Regions from separate parts of the Homo sapiens genome. Here all the other regions are linked to region 2. Evidence: chromatin loops called from intact Hi-C (ENCODE). Cell type or tissue: Calu3. All regions are shown on one strand. Links, peaks and the distances in the headings refer to the core of each region. The heading gives the core; the rest is flanking DNA. Region 1 has its middle 11 kb from the start of SPP1. Region 2 has its middle 54 kb from the start of ABCG2. Region 3 overlaps PKD2 (polycystin 2, transient receptor potential cation channel). Region 4 overlaps PKD2 (polycystin 2, transient receptor potential cation channel).

Region 1 (6,052 bases), core at 2,769-5,268, 230 kb after region 2:
CACATGGCCTCTTCCTATAAGGACATCATCATACTGGATTAGGAGCCCACCCTGCTCCTTGATGACCTCATCTTAACTAATTCCACCTGCAATGACGCTGTTTCCAAATAAGGTCACATTCTGAGATATTGGGGGTTAGGACTTTAACATTTCTTTTTGGGTTGGGGGAATACATTCACCTCATAACAGTAGTCTTCCTCTATTAGCCCTTTAATGGCTGCGGGATCTCCCCTGTTTAATTCCCGATATGGGAGATTTGTGTCTTCTCTCTTTTTACCTGTGTCCATCTCACTAGAAGATTTTCAATTTTATTAATTTTTTTTACAAAAACCAGCCTTTTGTTTAATTTTCTCTGTTGCTTTCCTGTTTTCAATTTCATTGGTTTTCACTGATATCTTTACTATTTCCCTTCTTCTGCCTATGATGGTTTGTTTGGCTTTTCTTCTAGTTCCCTGAGATTGGAACTTGGGTCATTTATTGGACCCTCACCACCCCCCGAGGGGTCTCAGGAGGCACCGCGAGGTCCAGCCTGGCTGCATTCTGCATGGTGTCAGCTCCTGCCCTGCTTCCTCTCCACCGCCTGTATCTGGAATGATAAAGAAGATGATGTATGGGAAATTCAAGTATTTGAGCTATACCTAGAGTAAGCCCTCCCCTCCCTCTTTCTCCCAACCTTCAAAAAGTTAGCGGTATCATTTCCTTACAAGAATTTTGTTCTTTTACTCAATAATAACTTCAAAATGAAACCTCGATACATTATAAATGATGTCAGTAATACTAAGGACACCTTTGGCACCCTACTTTTAGATTTCCCCTTAGGTCTGCCCCACATTTTTTTGGTGGAGCCTCAGAGGCCACCGCTCTTTTCTCTTTCTGGTTGCTGATCTATGCTCTTTCAATGTGACTAGAAGAGCAGATTCAGCTACATAGGTCTTTGGGACTTACGTGTTTGCATCTTTGGGGGAATGTTATCAGAAATTTGGATCTAATATGCAATATCCATCTACACTCTGGATTAAAATAATCACATTGGATTAGTCAAACACGAGTCACTGTGGTATTTAGAATAAAATAGATAAGTCAAAGAGTCTGCATTGAAATAACGTTGAAGTTCAACTTGCAATGTTTTAGAGAATGCATGCTTTCTGGATGTTTTGAGCGGAGAATATAATTATGCTTCAGTAAGTGAGCTACTAAATTGAAGAAGTATAAAAAACTACCTTATGAAATTGTGAAGTAGAAAACAATCTTTTCTTTAATGTCTACAAATAGGTTTTTAAGGTCCTTTTTGCATGCTCAGTACAGGTCAATATCAGAATTGCTCATTATAGTTCTTTGCCTCTGCCTTGCTCCACTGACAAAGCTGAATCCCATGGAAACTTGGCCATTATGCTATAATTGCAATCAAACAGGATTTGGAGCAATTGTTACTAGAAACTTGAAAAACTGGGGGTGGCAGAGGAGAAAAGGCTATGCCAGGAACCAGGACAAATACTTTGATTCACAGTTAGGCCATATCATTGCCATGGGCAAGGGATGAAAAGATTGTTTGACTAAAGAAGACCTGCATCAAAGGGAGTATCTACAGGGTTATTGAAAAACGCATAGGTGATGGGAAATTGGTCTTGACACTTTTTTTATTTATAAAAATTTATGAATGCCTTTTTTATGATCTTGTGAGGTGAATAATGAGGGAATTGTTCTGAGACTTTTATACCTATGTCTGAGACACTATCTGATGGACATTATTCATTGTACATTTTTCTGTTCTCCCTGCTCTATCCTCCTACTTCCAATTTTTGGAACATTTTTAAACCTTGAGAAAAGTTAAAAGAATAATATGCTTTTCCCCATAGTTTCTTCTCTTTCTGTATACCTTTTTTCTGACTTCTTACTAATTTTTTTCCCCTGATGACAGCCTACCGTTGAATTTTTTTTTAACACTGTAGAAACAGCCTTTATTGGTTGCAACATGGATTGGAAGAGGAGGGTGTATGATAGCTCCCACTCCTGGGGCAGCACCCACAGACTCAGTCGCCACTTTCCAAAAAGCTAAAAAGAAATCTTATTGTGTATATTTAAGGTATACAACATAATGTTATGGGATACATATAGACAGAAAAATGGCTTCTGTAGTGAAGCAAATTAACATACCCATCATCTCCTATAGATAGCCTTTTTTATGTGTGTGGCAAGAGCAGCTAAAATCTACTCATTTAGCAGAAATCCCAAATACTGTACAATTTTATTAATAGTAGTCCTCATGTTGTACACTGGATCTCTAGACTTGCTTATTCCCCATGTCTGCTACTTTGTAACCTCTAACCTACATCTTCACATTTCCTCTCCCAGTCATTATTTTCTGAACCGCTGGAAAGTAAATTACAAAAACCATGGCACTTCATCCCTAAATATTTCATTATACTTCTCTCAAGAGTAAGAACATTCACTTTCATGTACAATGCAATGATCACATCTAAGAAAATTATCAGTAATTTCACAATATCATTTAATATACTGTGTATATTCAGATTGCCACAATTGTCCCCAAAAGGTTTTTTATGGCTGTGTGTCTTTTTCAATCCAGGAGCCAATCAAGGTTCATGTTTTACCTTTTTTTTTTGAGACGGAGTTTCACTCTTGTTGCCCAGGCTGGAGTGCAATGGTGCAATCTCGGCTCACCGCAACCTCCACCTCCTGGGTTCAAGCGATTCTCCTGCCTCAACCTCCCGAGTAGCTGGGATTACAGGCATGTGCCACCACACCTGGCTAATTCTGTATTTTTAGTAGAGAAGGGGTTTCTCCATGTTGGTCAGGCTGGTCGGGTACTCCCAACCTCAGGTGATCTGTCCTTCTCAGCCTCCCAAAGTGCTGGGATTACAGGCATGAGCCACCACGCCCGGCCCATGTTTTACTTTTTATACCTGGTATATTTTTTAATCTATTTTATACCTGGTATATTTTTAATCTAGAATACTATCTCCTCTCTTGCCCTTTTTCTCTCATCAAATTGTCTGTTTTGTAGGATTGGCAGATTTAGAAAATTTAGAAAAGGATGCTCAGTTAACCTGAATGTCAAATAAACAATGAATCATCTTTTAGCATAAAATGTCCCGTGCTCATACTAAAAGCTAATTTGTTATTTATCTGAAAATCAAATTTAACTCAGTATCCTGTATTTTATCTAACAACTCTGCTTTTTAAAAAGTTCAGACTGCCGGGTGCGGTGGCTCATGCCTGTAATCTCAGCTACTGGGGAGGCTGAGGCAGGAGAATCACTTGAACCCGGGGCCGGGGGGAGGTTGCAGTGAGCCGAGATCTCGCCACTTCATGCCAGCCTGGGTGAAAGAGCGAAAATCCGTCTCAAAAGATAAAAAAAAAAAAAAGCTCAGACCAGTTCTATTATAGAGTAGCTCAAATTCTGGATTTGCTTGTTTTCTAGTCATTTGATTTTGTAAACATTTTTTACAAAAATTTCTAGATGATGTTGCATATTTCTTATTGCCTCACACTGGGTGGTACGTATCTACAAGTCTCATTAATTACTGGCTAAAGACGGTGACTGCAAATCTCTCTGGTTGAAAGCACTTTCTTTCTTTTGGAATTATTAAATAATTGTGGAGTAATATTCTGAGAACAGGTGAATACTCTGAGACCAGGTGAGATGTTCTCAATCATCTTCTGCACAATAATTTTAACATTCATTAGTGATCACTTCCTCAATTATTTCCTTGTGGGTTATGAAATAATTTTTTAATGTTAGCATTCCTTCTAGTTTTATTACTAGCTGGCATTCATCTGTAAAGAAGAATTTTCCTTCTTTAATGCTCTTTTGTAGTATCACTATATACTAGTGGAATTTTAAAAATTCAATTTGTTATAATTCGTTACTGTCGTTATTCTGTTATTGCTCAAATTACGCCAGTTTTGGCCAATGGAAGCCCCTTGCAAGTCTGCTCTTTGGTCCCTTGGATATAACCCCATTTTGTCCTTTCGTGCTTGCTTTCATCCTATCATGAAAAAATGTCCCAGGCTCATTTTTGTGCTCTTGTTGTCTAGGAGGAATCAGCCTTTTCCCCTGTCAGTTTTGTGCCTCCCTGCTCCAAATCCATTGTCTCTGCCCTGCTCTGTGATACTGCTGGAGATGGACCCTGTGAACGTGCTTCCTTTGCCAACTGGCACAGTGGCAAGCTTTGTCAGTAGAGGGCACTGGAGGGACACTGCTGTGCACACAGAGCACCTTGTGGCACTCACCCTCCAGCTAGCCTCCTGCTCAGCTGGCCTGCCCCATGGTTTTCCTTCTTTGCTGGCCTCAGTCTGCTGGAACCCCTGTGGGAAGTCTCTTGTTTTCCAACTTGAGCCCACCAGTTGGACCACTGTGGACCAGCTCTGACTCAGGATAACACAGCAGACTTCTCTGCCATCCCTTGGGCTGTGACTGTACCCTTTCCAGTGAAGTCTGAATCTCAGGAGAGGGCCTCTCCTTTTGCAAGTTGTTCCTTATATGGGCACTTTCAGCCCCATGGTATTGTTAATGTTCTCTTATTTCTCTTATTCTCTCTGGTTATTCTCCTCTTTCTAGTTAATAATTCTTTAAATTAAATTTTCCCTGTTCAAATGACTGGTCTCTTTTCTGTCTTCTGAATGAACCCTGACTAATAGAGAAGTGATGCAGGGAATAGTTGTTAAATAGTACCACTATTCAAATAAGTGATTCCAGGAGTAACTTGGTCATGCCCTTGGATTTGAGCACAGTGCCAAGCCCCTTGCCAAGCATGTGGGAACAACACCATCAATCCAGCCATCACCTGCAGGTGAGTGTGAGGAAGTGCCCACTGCAGCAAGTATGCTGGGAGCCTAAGGGGCTGCTGCACCTGACTAATGATATCTACAAGGACTATGGCATGGCATTGTCTTCTCATCATTAGAAGAGGTTTCTCCACACCCAGACTGTGAAGTTACTCACTCATGTATTTATCTAATATCTTTATAGTTTCCTTTTAAATTTATTGATTATTTAAAAAATTGATATGCAATAGTTGTCTGTATTTTGGGGGCACATATGATGTTTTTGTGTGTGCATATAGTGTGTAATGATCCAATGAGCATAACTGAGATATCCATTTCCTCAAACATTTATCTTTGCTTTATGTTGGGAACACTTGAATTCTTGTCTTTTAGGGTTTTTAACAAATGTATATACAGTAAATTATTGATAGTTACCCTACTGTACTGTCAAATGCTAGATCCTATTTCTTCTACCTAACTGTATATTTGTACCCATTAATCAACTTTTCTTCATCTGCCCCTTACCCTCACCCTCCCCAGCCTCTTGTAGAACCACCAATTTACAGTCTATCTCTATGTGATCCACTTTTCTAGCTACCACATATGGGTGAGAACATGCGATATTTGTCTTTTTGTGCCTGTCTTATTTCACTTAATATAATGACCTCCAGTTCCATCCATGTTGCTGCAAATGACAGGATTTAATTTCTTTTTATGGTCAAATAGTACTCCATTGTGTGTATATACCACATTTTCTTTATCTATTCATCATGAGGGACATTTACATTTATTGCACATCTTGGCTATTGTGAATAGTGCTGCCATAAACATTGAAGTTCAGATATCTCTTCCACATATTGATTTGCTTTCTTTTGGTTATATGCTCAGCAGTGGGATTGCTAAATAATATGGTAGTTCTATTTTTGTTTTTTTGAGAAGTCTCCATACAGTTTTTCATAGTGGCTGTACTAATTTACAGTTCTCACCAGTGTACGAGTGTCCTTCTTTCCCCGAATCCTGGCCTGTGTCTGTTATTTTTTGTCTCTTTGATAAAAGCCATTTTAGCTTGGGTGGGATGATATCTCATTGTGGTTGTGATTTGCATTTTCCTGGTGATTAGTGATGTTGAGCATTTTTCTGTATACCTGTTGGCCATTTGCATGTCTTCTTTTGAGAAATGTCTATTCAGATTTGTGCCCATTTTAAATTGGATTATTTGAGTTGTCTTTTTTTTTCTTTTTTTTTTGATATTAAGTTGTTTGAG
Region 2 (6,052 bases), core at 2,162-4,661:
TACTGTGGTAGTTGCACCATGTTGTCCCTAACAGTGAAGTTACTACTTGGCCTTTGACATGCCAGGACCCCATTATTCCCACTGAAATGAAAGCACACATTTTCACTGCAGCCTTGTCCAGCAACAGCTGTGACCTACAGTGCTCCTTGAGGATGCTAGTCCCTGACTCACTAGTGCATTTCCTTATGTCTTAGTGAAAGGAGAGTTTTTTGAATCCTCCCAAAAGAGTCAAGTTAGTAAATGGCTGAGAAGATTGAACATAATGGACCGAGTCCTATTTCCTTGAATTTTGTAACTCTTTGTCTATAATATGTTAGGAAATTTCTGGCATTTCAACCTCATTAACTCCAAACTATCATTGAGTCCAGGATTTCATTGGCTAACTTTTTCAGACTGTTAGGACCATCCCCAGTACTCCAGCCAACATGCTATATTCTAAATCCTGGGGGAGTACACTCAGGTCAATTAATTTGGCTTGAATATTATACTTTATCCCCATTGGTCTAACACCCTTATAATTTACACTCTCAGCTCTTCCCCAGTCTTCTTCTGATTCTGGCAAAGTCATGCAACTCTCTTTTTTTTCCAAAATTTTTTTAAGACTGTCTCATTCTGTCACCCAGGCTGGAGTGCAGTGACATAATTATGGCTCACTGAAACCTCAACGTCCTGGGCTCAAGTGATCCTCCTGCCTCAGCCTCCCATATAGCTGGGACTACAGGTGTGCACCATGTTGCATGGCTAATAATTTTTTAAATTTTTGTAGGCCAGACATTGTGGCTCTCGCCTATAATCCCAACACTTTGGGAGGCCAAGGCAGGAGAATCACTTGAGCCCAGGAGTTGAGTTCAGTCTAGGCAACATAGCAAGACCTAATCTCTACAAAAACAAACAAGCAAACAAACAAAAACAGATTTGAGTGCGGTGGCATGTACCTCTGGTCCAGCTACTTGGGAGGCTGAGATGGGAGAATCGTTACAAAAAAACTTTTTTTTGTAGAGATGGGATCTTTGTTGCCCAAGCTGGTCTTGAACTCCTGGGCTCAAGTGATCCTCCTGCCTCAGCCTACGGAAGTGCCAGGATTACAGGCAGGACCCACCACACCTGGCTCAACTCTCTTAGTATATAGATTCTGTCTTCTCCTAGAGAAGACCTGCACTGCTCTCTCTGGCATATTGTTCCAGTTATCTATCCCTACCTAACAAACCACTCTAAAACTTAAAGGCTTAAAACAATTTGTCATGTGTCTCATCGTTCTGATTGGAGTGGATTTGAGAGAGAATGGGGGAGGGATTGGAGAAGTGAGTATCTTTTGAAGAGTTTTGTTGTAAAAGAGAACAAAACGATAGAGCAGTAGTTGGAAGATGTGGAATCAAGAGGAATATTTTTGAGGATGGGGGAAATAGATAACAGTGGGCTAGTGGTGGTAATCCCAGCACTTTGGGAAGCTGAGGCGGGTACACTGCTGGAGCCCGAGTTTGAGACCAGCCTGGGCAACATAGCAAGACCTTGTCTCTACAAAAAATACAGAAATTAGCCAGGCATGGTTGTATGCGCCTGTAGTCCCACTTACTTAGGAGGCTGAGGTAGGAGGACCACTTGAGCCCAGGAGTTCAAGGCTTCAGTAAGCTATGATTGCACCACTGCACTCTAACCTGGGCGACAGAATGAGACTCTGTCTCAAAAAAAAAAAAAAAAAAAAAAAGGCCGGGCGTGGTGGCTCATGGCTGTAATCCCAGCACTTTGGGAGGCTGAAGTGGGCACAGATCACAAGGTCAGGAGATCAAGACCATCCTTGCCAACATGGTGAAACCCCATCTCTACTAAAATACAAAAAATTAGCTGGGCACGGTGGCAGGTGCCTATAGTCCCAGCTACTCCGGAGGCTGAGGCAGGGGAATCGCTTGAATCCGGGAGGCGGAGGTTGAAGTGAGCCAAGATCGCACCACTGCACTCTAGCCTGGAGACAGAGCAAGACTCTGTCTCAAAAACAAACAAAAAGAAATATAGCATGTTTATACTGTGGGGAAACAAATCAGTGGAGAGGAATATATATATATATTCACACACATATATATACATATATATACAATGATATAGAAGAGAAAGGGGAAAAGTGCTGTTATTGAGTTAGGAAAAAGGGGATGAGACTTCATGCAAAGTAGAGACATTGCCTTAGGCCTTAGTAACATGGGCAGTTCCTCTAGGGTAGGGTAATAGGAGAGAAGGCAGCAGATGCAGGTGGGTGGGCAGATACGGTGAACAGAATCTGAAGTTCTCTTTTACTTACTTCAGTTTTCTCAGTCAAGTAGGACATAAGGTTATCATCTGAGAATGACTATGGGAGGGGAAAGATGAAAATGTTTCGGTGTTGAAATAGGAAACAGAAGAGTGAATGGGCTAGGGAAGTACAGTATGAGTTGTCAGGCATTACTGAGGGTCCCGGCATTGAGATTCTTGATCAAGAATTTAAAATCAGATAATTACAGGTCTTTGTGGCTCAAGCCAGTAATCCCAACAGTTTGAAAGGCTAAAGTGGGAAGATTGCTTGAGCGCAGGAGTTTGAGACCAGCCTGGGCAATACAGTGAGACCCCGTCCCTACAAAGAATTTTTAAAAATTAGCTGGGTGCGGTGGCATTCATTGGTAGTCCCAGCTACTCAGGAGGCTGAGGTGGGAAGATCATTTGGGCCCCAGAGTTCAAAGGCTGAAGTGGGCTAAGATCTCGCCACTGCACTCTCCAGCCTGGGTAACAGGGCAAAACCCTGTCTCAAAAAAAATAAAAATTCAAACACAAAATCAAATAATTTATTATTCTTATGTGTTTTTCTCCACCCACGTTCAACTGCAGGGGTACAGGCACAGAGCAGGGGAGACAGGAATTTAAGTAGGGTTTGTGGTTTTGCCAAGCGAGTGACAAAGCAAAAGGGGAGCAGAGGAGCTGAGGGCATTTGCAAGGATGTAATTATAATGATCATGGAATTTCGGCAGGTATGGTGACTAAAGAAAGCAGTGAGGGGTGAGGCACAGTGAAATACTGGTGTAATTAATGGGTTTTAGGCCCTGGTGGAGCAAGGTCAAAGGTTTGCCGGAGTTGGGTTATTAGAGGGGTTTAGGTGGAAAGATAGACTATGCTTACAAGTTCTATGGCATGACCTGCAAGTACATAGGTAACGCAGGGTGGAGAACAAGATCACTGAAGGAGAGAAGTTCAAGGTAGTCAGAGGCCAGAGTGCTGGGGAGATCGTTTTCGGAGATACTGAATTCACCAAGAATTAAGACAGAAGTAGTGTCACAGAGAGTGACAGTACCAGGGGCTACAATTACTGATACAGGCGGGAGATGCTTCTGAAATCTGAAGATGGCAGCAACCATGCAGGGGTAGTCAGTGTTAAAGTGTAATGACATGAAATTCAAAGCTGAGATCTTCTGGGGAAAGTTATTAGATGATCCACTTTGGGATGTTCATATTTTTTGGTAGTCGCTCATCTCAGAATAAGCAATATCAGAAAGTGAAATTTTAATCACAAGAGGGCGCCAGAGTCCAGCAAATGATTACTTTTGGTTTTCACCTAAAGCTAGGGCAATCATACTTTTGAGAGAGGAAGAGGCCACTACTAATAATTATTTGGGGGCGGTATGTGTAAATTGGGACATAGACTCACACCTTCTCCTACACTATGTAAGCATGGGCAATTTAAGAATGAACTAGCTGTGCACCAAAAGCTCTAATTCCCATAAATCACTCGAAATGCTTTTGACTGCAATCAGGTAAGACAAAAATGGCCAAACTTGATTTTATCTGGAAGAGAGGCTTGAGAAAGACTTTCCCCTCTGGCCCACATCTCTAGTTCTATTTATTGCTTATCCCGTTTTTCCCTTTAGTGCAGTACCGGTTTGACTGTATCTTCAAGTTAAGAGAATTGCTGTATTCCCCAAAATATCTTGGTCATTTGAAAGTAAAGAGTTCTCGGCCGGGCACAGTGGCTCACGCCTGTAATCCCAGCACTTCAGAAGGCAAAGGTAAGCGGATCACGTGGTCAGGAGATCGAGCCCATCCTGGCTAACACAGTGAAACCCCGTCTCTACTTAAAATACAAAAAAATTACCCAGGTGTGGTGGTGTACTCCGGTAGTCCCAGCTACTCAGGTGTCTGAGGCAGAAGAATCACTTGAACCTGGGAGGCGGAGGTTGCAGTGAGCGGAGATCGCGCCATTGCACTCCAGCCTGGACAACAGAGTGAGACTCCATCTCAAAAAGAAAATTAAAACGAAAACATGATGATGGAAATAACAGACACTGGGGTCTCCAAAAGTGGGGGGGGGTGGGGCAGGGGTTGAACAATTACCTATCAGGTACAATGTTCACTATTTGGACATTGGGTACACTAGAAGCTCAGTCCCCACCAGTATGCAATCTGCTTATGTAACAAACAAGCACGTGCAACCCTGAATCTAAAATAAAATAATTTTTAAAATACACAATGAAAGTGGCTTTTGTTAAGTCCCCTGTTTAGCACATCCTCTCCTTAATTAGCCAAACTACTCTCTCTTCTTCTTTTACATATATATATATATTTTTTTTATTTTTTAATTTTTTTAGGGACCAAGCCTCTCTGTGTTGCCCAAGCTAGAGTGCAGTGGTTAATCCCTGGTGCAGTCACAGGGCACTACAGCCTCGAGTTCCTGGCCCCAAGAAATCCTCTCACCTCATTCTCCTGAGTAGCTGGGAATACAGGGGCAGAACATGGCATCTGCGCCTCTTCTTAACAAATGCAAATAAAATCAACTCTGGCTTCTGTTATTCCTTGAAAAAAATGTATGTATGGGTCAGGTGTGGTGGCTTATGCCTGTCATTCCAGCATTTTGGGAAGAAGCTAGGAGTTCGAGACCAGTGTGGGCAACAAAGCAAGACTGTCTCTATAAAATATTAGCCAGTTAATGGTGGCAAGTGCCTATATTCCCAGGTACTCAGGGGCTGAGGTGGGAGAATTGCTTGAACCTAGGAGTTTGAGGCTGCAGTGAGCTATGATTGTACCACTGCACTCCAGCCTGGGCAACAGAGCAAGATCCCATCTCTTAGAAAAAAAAAAAGAAAAGAAAAAGTATGTATTTATAGCTACCAGCACACTTTTAACTATATGGGGCTTATTTCTACCATTCTTTTTGTTTTAGAACAACATCCTTCATCCTCACTGAATGGGATGAATGTAAATAGGACCTCAAGAAAATAAGGCAAAGGTAAGGCTGCTGGGGAGAGCATTTCAAAATAAACTACAAATAGATTTTACAATTTATTTTACTCTCCTTCAACGAACACAAAAATATTGCATTACTAGCCAGGCACAATGGTGCCTGCCTCCAGTCCCAGCCACTGGAGGCTGAGGTGGGAAGGTTGCTTGAGCTCAGGAGTTCCAGTCCAGCTTAGGCAACATAGAGAGGCACTGTCTTAAACGTATATATGTATATGTGTGTGTGTGTGTGTGTGTGTGTGTGTGTGTGTGTAGGATTACTTACATTACTGACATCTTTAACCTAATTATATCTAATTCAATCAAAACATTTTATTACCAACTTATATGTGCATGAGCATTCTACACCTGTAGGAATACCCACAAGGTAATAGTCTTATACAGGATGCTTAGGGTGTTTTGTTTTGTTTTGTTTTATAGGACACATCTTTAAGATGCATTCAAAGAGTGATCTACCACTAGGGTACAAAAGCAAAAAACGTATTCAGTCAAAAATAACTGACAACTGGGGAAAATGGTGAATAGCAGAGAAGATTCTGTTTATTAGTTTTATCTTTAGGTTATCTTTGGCAAAGGAAAAGCACAGTATATTGCTACTACCACGTAGCTTGAATCTAAAACTTATCATTACTTATTATTTTATATAACATTGCCAACACCAACACAACCCCTGCTAATCAAACTGAAAAATTTTCTTTCACTTAAAATTTTTATTTTTTACTTATAGAAAGAGGTATGAACTTTGTTTTTTGTTTTTGTTTTGTTTTTTGTTTTTTTTTGAGACAGAGTCTTGCTCTCACCC
Region 3 (2,500 bases), core at 1-2,500, 160 kb after region 2:
TTCAGAACAGTGTTGGTTTCCTATGTCTGTTAACTGTATTTTACTACTTTGGGCTGCTATCTTAAGCATCAGCATTTCAGGATGCATTGTCTTCTTTGCATGGGTAGATCAATGTTTTGGGAAAAGGTAATTAATTCTTACTTAAAATAACTGGTTTTAAATAATTGGTGGTCATATAGCAACCTCATATGAAGATTTATTCTTGAGAAGCAGTGACAACTCTGATTAAATTTTTCTTCTTAATTTCATATATACTTACATACACTCTTGGAAAGTACTGAAGTCATCGACCTGAGTGCCAAAGACAAGGTATGCCAACTGAGCATACGCTAGGAAAATAATGAAGAACATAATAGCAAAGCCAAACAGGTCTTTGGCACATCGAGACATGGTTGTCGAGAGCTGGCTCATGGTCCTGTTAAAATTGATGAATTTGAAGAGCTGTAAGAGAGAGAAGACATCAATAGATGAATGGATAAACAAAATGGTGTGACTGTATATAATAAAACATTATTTCATCCTGAAAAGAAATTAAATTCTGACAGGTTACAACATGGATGAACCTTGAAAACATCATGCAAAGTGAAATAAGCCTGACACAAAAGGACAAATACTGTATGATTCCACTTAAATTAGGTACTTAGAATAGTCAAACTCACAGTGACAGAAAGTAGAATGGAGGTTACCAGGGACTGGGGGAATTGGGAGTTAGTGTTCAATGGATACAAAGTTTCAGTTTAGAATAATGAAAAAGTTCTGAAAATAATGCAGCATAATGGCGATGGCTGCACAACACTGTGAATGTACTTAATGCCACTGAATTGTACACTTAAGCATGGTTAAAACAGTAGGTTTTATGCTATCTACAATTAAAAAAAAAAAAAAAAAGGCTGAGTGCAGTGGCTCACATCTATAATCCCGGCACTTTGGAAGACTGAGGCAGGAGGATCGCTTGAGCCCATGAGTTTAAGATCAGCCTGGGCAATATGGCAAGATTCTGTTTCATTAGAAAATAAAAATAAATTAGTCAGGTGTGGTGGCACACACCTGTGGTTTCAGCTACTCAGGAGGCTGAGGTGGGAGGGTTGCTTGAGCCTGGGAGGTCGAGGCTGCCGTGAACTGTGACTAGTGATGCTTTCCCCCCAAAAAGGATTAAAGTAAAAGGGAGGGAAAAAACTTCACACAAATAAAAATTAATTATAAAACCCCCCAGGAAATTCTTGTTGCATAATATTAACTGTCATTTATTGTGCATCAGTTATATGTGGAGGGCTTTATGTACATTGCCTCAAATCTCTGCAATGTCTGAAATATTGGCATTCTATCCCCAGGAGTCAGCTGGGGCCTGCAGCCAGCTGCCCTGCCTGAACTGCAAAGCCTGCTCTGCCTGACTGCAAAGAAATATTGAGCATGTTGGTAGATAGTGAACCCTGCTGGTAGACAGTGAACCCTGCAAAGCCATATTGAGCATGTTGGTAGATAAGGCACTGAGGATGGCTGCCCAGATTGTGTAGCTCTAAGTAGAAGCCTCAGTGGAAGAGCACATGATGAGATATTAGAAGTAGAGTCATGAGGCCGGGCGTGGTGGCTCAAGCCTGTAATCCCAGCACTTTGGGAGGCCGAGGTGGGTGGATCACGAGGTCAGGAGATCGAGACCATCCTGGCTAACACGGTGAAACCCCGTCTCTACTAAAAATATAAAAAATTAGCCGGGCGTGGTGGCAGCCGCCTGTAGTCCCAGCTACTCGGGAGGCTGAGGCAGGAGAATGGCGTGAACCCAGGAGACGGAGGTTGCAGTGAGCTAAGATTGTGCCACTGCACTCCAGCCTGGGCGACAGAGCAAGACTCCGTCCCAAAAAAAAAAAAAAAAAAAAAAGTAGAGTCATGATCCCTGCCTTAAAGACCTTAATGATAAAGTATCGAGGGGCAAGACATTTCCAAGAGAAGCACTAAATAAAACACATCAGCCTGAGACACATGTTGTAGGAAAATCTCTAGAAGTTTAAAGGTCTGTTACACATTGTTACTGGCCACAGTGAAATATTTCTTGAGGATTGCTGTAATCACATTACTTAATCATTACTTAATACAATCCCAATTCATTTGAGATCTTTTTTTTTTTTTTTTGAGACGAAGTGCTGCTCTGTTGCCCAGGCTGGAGTGCAGTGGCATGATTCAGCTCACCGCAACCTCTGCTTCCTGGGTTCAAGCAATTCTCCTGCCTCAGATTCCCAAGTAGCTGGGATCATAGGCACGTGCCACCACACCCAGCTAATTTTTTTTTTTTGTATTTTTAGTAGGGACAGGGTTTCACCATGTTGGCCAGGCTGGTCTCAAACCCGACGTCAGGTGATCTGCCCGCCTCAGCCTCCCAAAGTGCGTGAGCCACTGTGCCCAGCTGAGATCTTGATTATTATTACTATCTTGATTATTATTACTATCTTGATTATTATTATTAAACTAATAATAATCAAGGAAACTTCAGTAATTCTCAGGCAGC
Region 4 (2,500 bases), core at 1-2,500, 180 kb after region 2:
CTCTTCCTCCTTAACTGGATTGCTATAATGCATTTATTATAAATTTCAGCACTTTACCAAGTACTGTCTCATTCTGGACTTTAATGATTGCAGGTATAATATAATTCCTATAATTAGCTGATAAAAAGTTTCAAGGGGAAGGAAACATGTTCTATACATTTTTTAAACCACAGTTCTGAATACCCGTGATTAATACTTACCTGAACCTATAATAAATTTCAGGGATCATATTCAAACCTATAGAAATTATTTTGGGATTAAGTACTATTTAGTAAATCTCTCCTTCATGCAGCTCTCTTCCCCACTCTGCCTTTTTTTTTTTTTTTTTTTTGAGACGGAGTTTCACTGTTGTTGCCCAGTCTGGAGTGCAATGGAGTGATCTCGGCTCACTGCAACCTCCCCCTCCCAGGTTCAAGCGATTCTCCCACTTCAGCCTCCCAAGTAGCTGGGATTACAGGCATGTGCTACCATGCCCAGCTGATTTTTTATTTTTAGTAGAGACAGGGTTTCACCATGTTGGTCAGGTTGGTCTTGAACTCCAGACCTCAGGTGATGCTCCCACCTCAGCCTCCCAAAGTGCTGGGATTACAGGTGTGAACCACCACACCTGGCCCCTCTTTCCCTTTCAAGCATCATAGGAAATTAAGATTATTTAAGGAGAAGGGTAGATAATAATGATCCAAACACGAGTGTGTTTGGGGGTTCATCTCAAGCAATCAATTACAGAGTAAATACACATAATACACACAACTTGTATACTGTATCTAGAGATGTATGAATAATTTCCAGGCCCCCTGGTTTGGCTCCCTCACCTGTCATCTTATAACCTAATGTAATTAGGACAAGAACAGTCCTCTTCAGGTGTTATATGACTTACTACCTCTCAGAACTGTCTTGGGGCAGAGTTAAGAGTTTAGAATTCTAATCCATTCATATTTATGGAACAAGGTATTGGGCATGAAGATGAACAAGACGTGATCTCTGCACTCAAGAAGAGGAGTTCATAGTGTCCCCAGGGAGAGTGCTGCCTAGCCAACTCCCACAAAGGATGCAAAGGATGGACATGAGTACACTGTCCTCTGCAAAAGCCGTCTGTAAGTCTATAGCCAATCGAGGACAGAAAGAAACATGACACAAGAGCAAGCAGTGAAGGCTGCTCAGAGCCAACCAAATGATTAAGTTGATTATTTTCAGTTAACTTGGAATTGGAATGTACTTTGCATTGACTGATTAATATAGACTGTTGTGGAGTTTTTAACCTGTGGGTTTACTGTGGTTGTTGCTGTTAAAAAGGAATTTTGATAAATTATTTATATATTTTTATTTACAAATATGGTATAACTATATATAAGTATGTAAATTGAAAATTTATCTCTTTATTTTCCTAGAGCACTCATAATCCAGTATTGATTTTTGCTTTTGAAATTCTCAAGATCTGTATTGGCTTTAATAGCTTCACCAAGGGCAAGCAACAGATTCCCTTGGTTATGTAGCACCATCTGCTGGACAGACAGGTAAATAATGCCTTCCAGCTTTGAAGGGAAGATTATTGTAACTTTTTTTTTTTTTTTTTGAGATAAGGTCTGGCTCTATGGCCAAGGCTGGAGTGCAGTGGCACCATCTCAGCTCACTGCAGCTTCAATCTCATGGGCTCATGTGATCCTCCCACCTCAGCTTCCTGAGTACCTGGGACTACAGGCATGCATCACCATGGCCAGCTAATTTTCAAATTTTTTGTAGAGACGGGGTTTCGCCATGCTGCCCAGGCTGGTCTCAAACTTGTGAGCTCAAGTGATCCTCCCTGCTCGGCCTCCCAAAGTGCTGGGATTACGGTCGTGAGCCACCGCGCCCAGCCTGTAACAGATATTTAATCAGCAAACATTAACTCAGTCCTTCTCCTGTGCCAGGTCCCAGGAAAGTCCATGGCACACCTGAATGACAGCTCTACAAACTCTGGTGGTCAGCTACACCAAGAGCCCATGCAGGTGGCAGCTAAAAGACTCCTGAATTTGGAGTCATAATGATTTGGTTTTGAGTTTCAGCTTGCCTCCATCCTGAACATCTGCCTCTGTTCATGATTGTGGGTCTTGCATCTTGAGATCCTGGACAACTATTTAACTCCTCTAAGCCTGATTTTGGAATCTAGACAATGAGAATAATACTAAGGGCTTTTGTAAAGCTCAAATGGGGAAATATATGTGAAGACATCTGCACACTGTAAAATGCAATGGAAATATAAAACTGTTAACATCACTTCTCCTTTAAGTCCCTGAAAGGAAAACTGGAGAAAGCCCACTTGGAAGGTAGCATTCACTCTCTAAATGAAATGAATTGTGAAGAAAAATTTACTGCATGAAATAGATAACCTTAAATGAGGACCAGAAAGGAGACAAGAGTACTAAAAAACATATAAAGGACACATACATCTGTACATATGTACACATCTTTCTTCTGCTATTTAATCCTTGTCTTAACCACTGAATTCCCATTTTCCATAAAA

The links. Peaks named below come from ENCODE experiments on the same cell type or tissue, not always from the same donor. Only the 100,000 strongest peaks of a DNase experiment are listed, where the experiment ranks them.
Region 1: a loop joins it to region 2, with 13 times the contacts of the local background. A loop is called at or near these places in 23 of 110 quality-filtered maps.
Region 3: a loop joins it to region 2, with 14 times the contacts of the local background. A loop is called at or near these places in 23 of 110 quality-filtered maps.
Region 4: a loop joins it to region 2, with 12 times the contacts of the local background. A loop is called at or near these places in 96 of 110 quality-filtered maps.

Annotation. Positions count from the first base shown.
Region 1 is chr4:87,983,949-87,990,000 of GRCh38, reverse strand. No RefSeq gene overlaps it. Among named protein-coding and RNA genes, the nearest start is that of SPP1, 11 kb to the right of the region's middle. In Calu3, for the core only: a CTCF peak has its summit at 4,166 (motif pointing right); DNase peaks (open chromatin) are centred at 4,230 and 4,790.
Region 2 is chr4:88,209,636-88,215,687 of GRCh38, reverse strand. It overlaps a transcript of ABCG2 not described here. Among named protein-coding and RNA genes, the nearest start is that of ABCG2, 54 kb to the right of the region's middle. In Calu3, for the core only: no CTCF peak of the experiment used is centred there; a DNase peak (open chromatin) is centred at 3,537.
Region 3 is chr4:88,054,027-88,056,526 of GRCh38, reverse strand. PKD2 (polycystin 2, transient receptor potential cation channel) reads right to left here. Exons shown (of 15, transcript NM_000297.4): 8 at 260-441. Among named protein-coding and RNA genes, the nearest start is that of PKD2, 48 kb to the right of the region's middle. In Calu3, for the core only: no CTCF peak of the experiment used is centred there; no DNase peak of the experiment used is centred there.
Region 4 is chr4:88,032,500-88,034,999 of GRCh38, reverse strand. All of the region lies in intron 2 of PKD2 (polycystin 2, transient receptor potential cation channel), which reads right to left. Among named protein-coding and RNA genes, the nearest start is that of PKD2, 26 kb to the right of the region's middle. RefSeq lists a silencer at 1,389-1,683. In Calu3, for the core only: no CTCF peak of the experiment used is centred there; a DNase peak (open chromatin) is centred at 1,499.